Linked DNA regions of Mus musculus: region 1 is linked to region 2. A link is a loop called in an ENCODE intact Hi-C map of the cell type or tissue named here. Cell type or tissue: left cerebral cortex. All regions are shown on one strand. Each heading gives the region's core, and the rest is flanking DNA. Links, peaks and the distances in the headings are about the cores only.

Region 1 (2,911 bases), core at 191-2,690, 67 kb after region 2:
AAGAGCAGCCAGTGCTCTTAATGGCTGAGCCATCTCTCCAGTCCCTAGTCAAAACTCTTGGTTGCAAGTGGCCGAATCCAAAAACAAAAAACAAAACAAGGGTGGGAGGGGGATTCTGCCATCAGATATGGCTAGATCTAAGGGCTCAAATATGGTCCCCAGGGTTGGCCATGATTTACTGATCCTGTGTTTCTCTGCATCATTCCTGCAGAGGGCCATGCTCAGGAAAGCAGTTGTGGGCAGATCTGGAGCTTGAAGAAGGAGCATATGTTTCCGAGCAAAACCAGAGAGCAACAGCCATTTGTCCACTCTCCACAGCCAGGAAGCTGGAGCATGCTGTCCCACGCATGGGTTCTGTGACCCTGCCCCTGAGAGGACATGGGTGGGATCCACACAGGAATACCCAGATGGTGAGGAAGATTCGAGGACCAGGCAGAAGCAGCAGATACCTGACACTCAGCCACCCGTGAGCTACTGATACTCTCCTGAGCACATCACAGGTACCACAAGAATCCAAGCCTGGCAGGAAACGGATGAGACAGGAAATTGACTCTATTTTTGAGCCCTGTAGAAAGCAGTAGGCTGTTCTGAGTCCATATGACTCAGGGAAACGAGTAGAGATTCTCCGGAATTCTAATTACTGCAGCTCCTCCTGGCTAGAACAGGTTTTCTAGTTTGCCCCCAGCTCCGTGTTCTCCATCTGGAAGCCAGATGTCTTCTTCCCCTCACCACAGAGATTCCACTGACCTGAACATATCGTCTGCCTGAGGGATCAACACCAATTCCTTTGAAACCTAAGTCTTTCCTGGCATCCCATTCCCTTCTGGTCACCTATCATTCTGGCAATGCCATTTGAACTTGCCCAATACATGAACTTTCTCAGGCACTTGGTATTAAAGGGTCTCCTTGAGCTGTTTAGAATGTTCTTTAGGGACCTGCTGAATTTTTACTCAACTGAATAAGCGTTAAGTATTGGCTCAGTTGGAAATGAGAGGAAAGATAGTTCCTACCCTCATCTCTTCCCTGCTAACCTTCATACACCTTATTTATTTTCTTGTGTTATTGCTTTGGCAACGAAGCACGAAGGGTTAGTATCTGCATCTGCATCTGTCTCCTAACATCCCAATGTTAAGAATAAAGGTGAGACAGGCATAATGGTGCACACCTTAAACCCAACATTTGAGAGGCAGAGGCAGGTGGATCTCTGTGAGTCTGAAACTAGCCTGGTCTACAAAGTGAGTTTCAGGACAGTGAGGGCTACATAGTGAGAAGAAGGAGGAGGAGGAGGAGGAGGAGGAGGAGGAGGAGGAGAAGGAGGAGGAGGAGGAGGAGGAGAAGGAGAAGAAGAAGAAGAAGAAGAAGAAGAAGAAGAAGAAGAAGAAGAAGAAGAAGAAGAAGAAGAAGAAGAAGAAGAAGAAGAAGAAGAAGAAGAAGAAGAAGAAGAAAGGAGGAGGAGGAGGAGGAGGAGACGGAGAAGAAGAAAGTTATGTTCTAGATGTCTTTCAGCTGCCTTTTACGAGCTCTCTCTTCTACGTGACTCTTAGATGGCTTTTATCAAGTATTCTTTTTTGTTTTTTGATTGCTAAGAAATTATTATCTCTCAAAATCATAACTTGGGGGCTGGAGAGATAGCTCAGAAGTTAAGACCACTGGCTGCACTTCCAGAGGTCCTAAGTTCAATTCCCAGCAACCATAGGGTGACTCATAGCCATCTCTAATGAAATCTGTTGCCCTCTTCTGGCGTGCAGTCATACGTGCAAGCAGAATGCTGTACACATAATAATAAATAAATAAATCTCTAAATAAAATAAAAGCAAAGAAAAATCATAACTCAAACTTTAATGAATGCTTTTCCTAGATCAAAATCCACTAAGATCTGTAATCCAAAAGCTATAGAGTTATCCCTGAGCATCTTTCAGGAGCTGGTCCATTGTGTGGCTTTTCTCATCACTGTGACAAAAAGCACCTTAAGAAGAATAGTTTTTGCTGCTGCTGTTCTTGTTTTTTTTGAAATGGAGTTTCATGTGGCTCAGGCTAGCCTCAAACTCCTGACCCCGCTGCTCTGTTTCCCTAGTGCCCAGACTGATGGGTAGAACTCTGTCTCCGGGTTCTATACATCATTTACAATGATGAGCTCTGGCTCCTCATTTCAGCGAGCATCAGTCTACAACGATGTGAGAGGCGCGGCTGCAGGGGTGGTGACTGCGCTGTGAGACTGCATGTGCATATAACTCGAAGATCAGGAGGCAGAATGTTCAAGCCAGGACCAAAAGTAAGTATCACTTTCAAGGCCACTCCAGTGACCTGTCTGTCAGGTAGGTGCTCAACATTCGATAGTCTTTTAATTCAGCACCGTCAGCTGGGGGCCAAATGTTCCCACACATGAGCGTGCGACAGGCATTTCACATTCACACTGTAACACACCCATAGATGTATTCACTCATCTCCAGATTAGTTATTATACTTAACAAATGCTATGTAGATAGTTATTACACCATATTGTTTAGAGAATAATGACAGGGAGGAAATCTGCCCATGTTCAGTGCAAGCATAATTTTCAAAATGTTTGAGCCATGGCGGGTTGAGTTAACAGATGCAGAACCCCACTGATGCGGAGAGCCAACTGGACTGTCATCCTCTCTAGATGGAGGAATCTAAAGGAGGGTGGGATGCAGTGAGAGAGAAGAGGGGTATTTGCGTAGGATGGTTACGATCTAGTTGTACAATGTCCCCATAGGCATCTCCAGCTGGTGGCACTGCTTAGAGATAATTGGACCAGGAGGGTGGTAACCAAGCCCATGGATTAATCCCCTAGGGGAAGCAGGTCACTGAGCAGTGTCTTCAAAGTGCATGTCTTATCTATGGACCCCTCCTATCTTTTCTCTTTCTCTTTCTCTTTCTCTTTCTCTTT
Region 2 (2,911 bases), core at 107-2,606:
GTGTGGTGGCACAGGCCTTTAACTCAGCAGTCAGGAGGCAGGAGCTGGCAGATTTCTGTGGATTTGAACCAGCCTTATCTACATCGCAAGTTCTAGGCTAGCCAGAGCTGCACAGTGAGACCTTGTCTCACAAACAAACAGAAGAAGTAAAAAACAAAACAAAACAAAATGAAACAAGACAAAAGTAAAGAGCATTTACACTTAGCCCTTTTGATATGAACACTTTAAATAGTTAGGGTGGAGAATTTTATGTTTGGGAAGTTTCTTTCCACATTTCTTGTTTGGTTTTGAGATAGGGTCTTGTTCTGACTGGCCCAGAACTTGCAATGTAGCCCAGGCTGGCCTGAGATTTTCAGTGAAATCCCCCAAACTCTGGCACTGTGGCTAGTTCAACACTTTAAAACTATTTTTTTTTTTTGCACTTCTTTATTTGCGTGGATTAGGCAATGAGTGAGAGGACCGAAGAGACAGCTGTGGGGTTGGTTCTTTCCTTCTACCACGTGAGTTCTGCGATCAGAACACAGGTCATGAGGTAAGGTCACAAGGGCCTTAGCCCACTGAGCCATCTTGCTGGCTCCCATAACCTTTTAGTGAGGAAAAGGAGTAATTAAACACTCTTTAGCTTGTGACAGCAGCCATAGGAAACAAATACAGCCAACTTGTGACTAAACAAACTTGAAAACATGGGACCCATGTTTGGCTATGTGCATGGAGGGGAAACCATCCAGGACCAGCTCTATGTGCAGACAGAATTCAACCTGAATGGCACAGACAACTCACTTCCTGCCATTGACATCCTGTGACAATTCCCAAGTTACCTCGGGAAAACTGGAATCTCAGAGAGGCAAGGTGACTTGTCCAGAGTCACAGGAGCAAACAGTGAGGCTGGGCACAAACTCTTAGTCATGCTGTGGCTTGGGGTGGATCTAACTGGTGCCTCACAGCCCTGGGCCCACGGGCATTCAGATGTCCAAACACCGCCTTTCAGCCAATTACAAAAGAGTCTAGAATCGCCTGCCTTCTCTCTGTTTGTAACCAGGCAATCTCTTCTAGTTAATCATAGATCAGCGAGTCTCATTCTGTCCTGATAACACCCACAAGTATATCTGAGATTGGCTGGAAAAGTACCGAAAACTGAGCTAGCTCACGTTCTCTGTGCAGAAGCCCCAGAGCGTAGCCAGAGATGGTGGGTGAGTTGCAAAGTAGTGCTGGGCCCTGCTGGGCTGGTGCCATAATTTCTTATCATTTTTAATTGGCACCAACATAACACCAGATTTCTCATCCAAATTAGAAGCCAGGACAGCACTGCACCCTGTGTGTCAGAGCAGGTTAGGCCCCGCTACAACTACACACACCTGAAAGTCTCAGACATGCCCCAGTGATTTCCACTCATTTCCTGCTTAGACCTCATAACAACTGCAAGGATCTCTGCTATGCAGTCTCTTAGGAGCATGGTCTCTTGGGATCCTGACTGCTCTGAGCTGCTCAGTCTCATAGGAGCATGGTCTCTTGGCTGCTGGAGTTCCACCAACTTACAGTGGCACCCTAGACATGTGGACGGATCAGTTGCTGTGTTAGAGAAGGTCAGGACGACTGGAGTGGGTGCACACTGCACATCTTAGACACAGATGGGACTGGTTTCTGCTCATGGGTTATCAGCTGATGGTGGGGCCCATCCACACCCTAAAACATGGATTAGTACAGACTTGGGTAACCCCTAGTCCATGACCTCTGGTACGGAGGCATCCTCACCCTCTGAACCTCCTCATATGGAGCAGAGTGAGCCTTCTCTGGGGTCAGCATGGATAAGTGCACTGTTCCAGGAGCCCTGATTCATATGGAGTTGGTGCCCAGTACCGTGGTACAGCTTACAACCCGAGAGGTCCACAGCCGCCCTCTGACCCTCAGTGGCCATGAGTGTTTTGGTTCCTTAGTGGATGGCCAGTGTTGTCACTGATGTCTCTGCAGCGTTTCAGTTCTCCTCAGGGTGACTAAGGGGATCCAAACTGAATCTGAACCCCTCATCCTCTCAAGCTTCCTAAAAGGACAAAGTCCAAACTTCTTGCGAGGCATTCAGAGAGTTTACAAAGGAACTCTAGCTTTTTTTTTTCTTCAGTAACATTCTCCTTCACCCACCCCAAACCCTGAAATTCTCAACCTGAGGTAAGCTCCCATTAGTAATTACCTCTTAGTGCTCCATGAGACCAGTCAAGAAATGTGGGCACAGAGCAGTCCGTGAGCACTGTCCAAGGTCCTGATAAACCCAGTATTGATGGAAGCCGTTAAACCTGGTTTAACGTTAAACCAGGGTTGGTTGACTTGAGTCCTTTTTTGGTTTAGACCCCATGACATCCCAAGAGAGAAAGCCATGTGTCTGTGGACACCCACCCGTGTGTCTGAATCCATACAACGTGTGCTCTCTCACCCTTGACCTCGGAGTCGGCCTAACAACTCCTTCCTGATTCTTCGAATGCCCTCTTCCCCTCAGAACTACTTTTGTGTTAAGACCCTTGACTGGGGCTTCTGCAGGACAGAGCTCTGATCCCCTGGGGCTATAGACCATGTCAACTCCTCTGTGTGGCTCACAGCAGTCTCCATGACTTTGTCCCTAAAAGGGGGACAGTTTGTGACTCTGGGCTGACATTACAGATGCTTCCCCCCCCAACCCCCCCCCCCCGCACCTTTCTTCAAGGTTGTCTTGGAGCCTCCCAGAAAGACTAAGGATGTAATTCCAGTTGCCAGCACAGCGTGGTTCCCTCTGCCCTCCTGGCAGACAGGCAGCTGCAGGACCAGGGCAGGTGACTGAGTCTCACAGGAGGTGAGGAGAGGACGATGCCCTGCCTGAATGAGCAGGGTCTCCACCCAGCCCAGCCTGCAGCTCCCATTGTGACCGCCCATCCTCCTCACAGTC

What was found. A loop is a pair of places that touch in the nucleus more often than their neighbours do. Peaks named below come from ENCODE experiments on the same cell type or tissue, not always from the same donor. Only the 100,000 strongest peaks of a DNase experiment are listed, where the experiment ranks them.
Region 1: a loop joins it to region 2, with 3 times the contacts of the local background. A loop is called at or near these places in 17 of 42 quality-filtered maps.

The regions. Positions count from the first base shown.
Region 1 is chr13:54,809,329-54,812,239 of GRCm38, reverse strand. No RefSeq gene overlaps it. Among named protein-coding and RNA genes, the nearest start is that of Tspan17, 21 kb to the right of the region's middle. In left cerebral cortex, for the core only: CTCF peaks have their summits at 216 and 1,748 (motif pointing left); a DNase peak (open chromatin) is centred at 519; H3K27ac peaks cover 541 bases.
Region 2 is chr13:54,876,094-54,879,004 of GRCm38, reverse strand. Gm31188 (a long non-coding RNA gene) reads right to left here and starts at 2,870. Exons shown (of 3, transcript XR_382463.3): 1 at 2,682-2,870; 2 at 2,186-2,288; 3 at 407-584. In left cerebral cortex, for the core only: no CTCF peak of the experiment used is centred there; a DNase peak (open chromatin) is centred at 1,125; H3K27ac peaks cover 1,275 bases.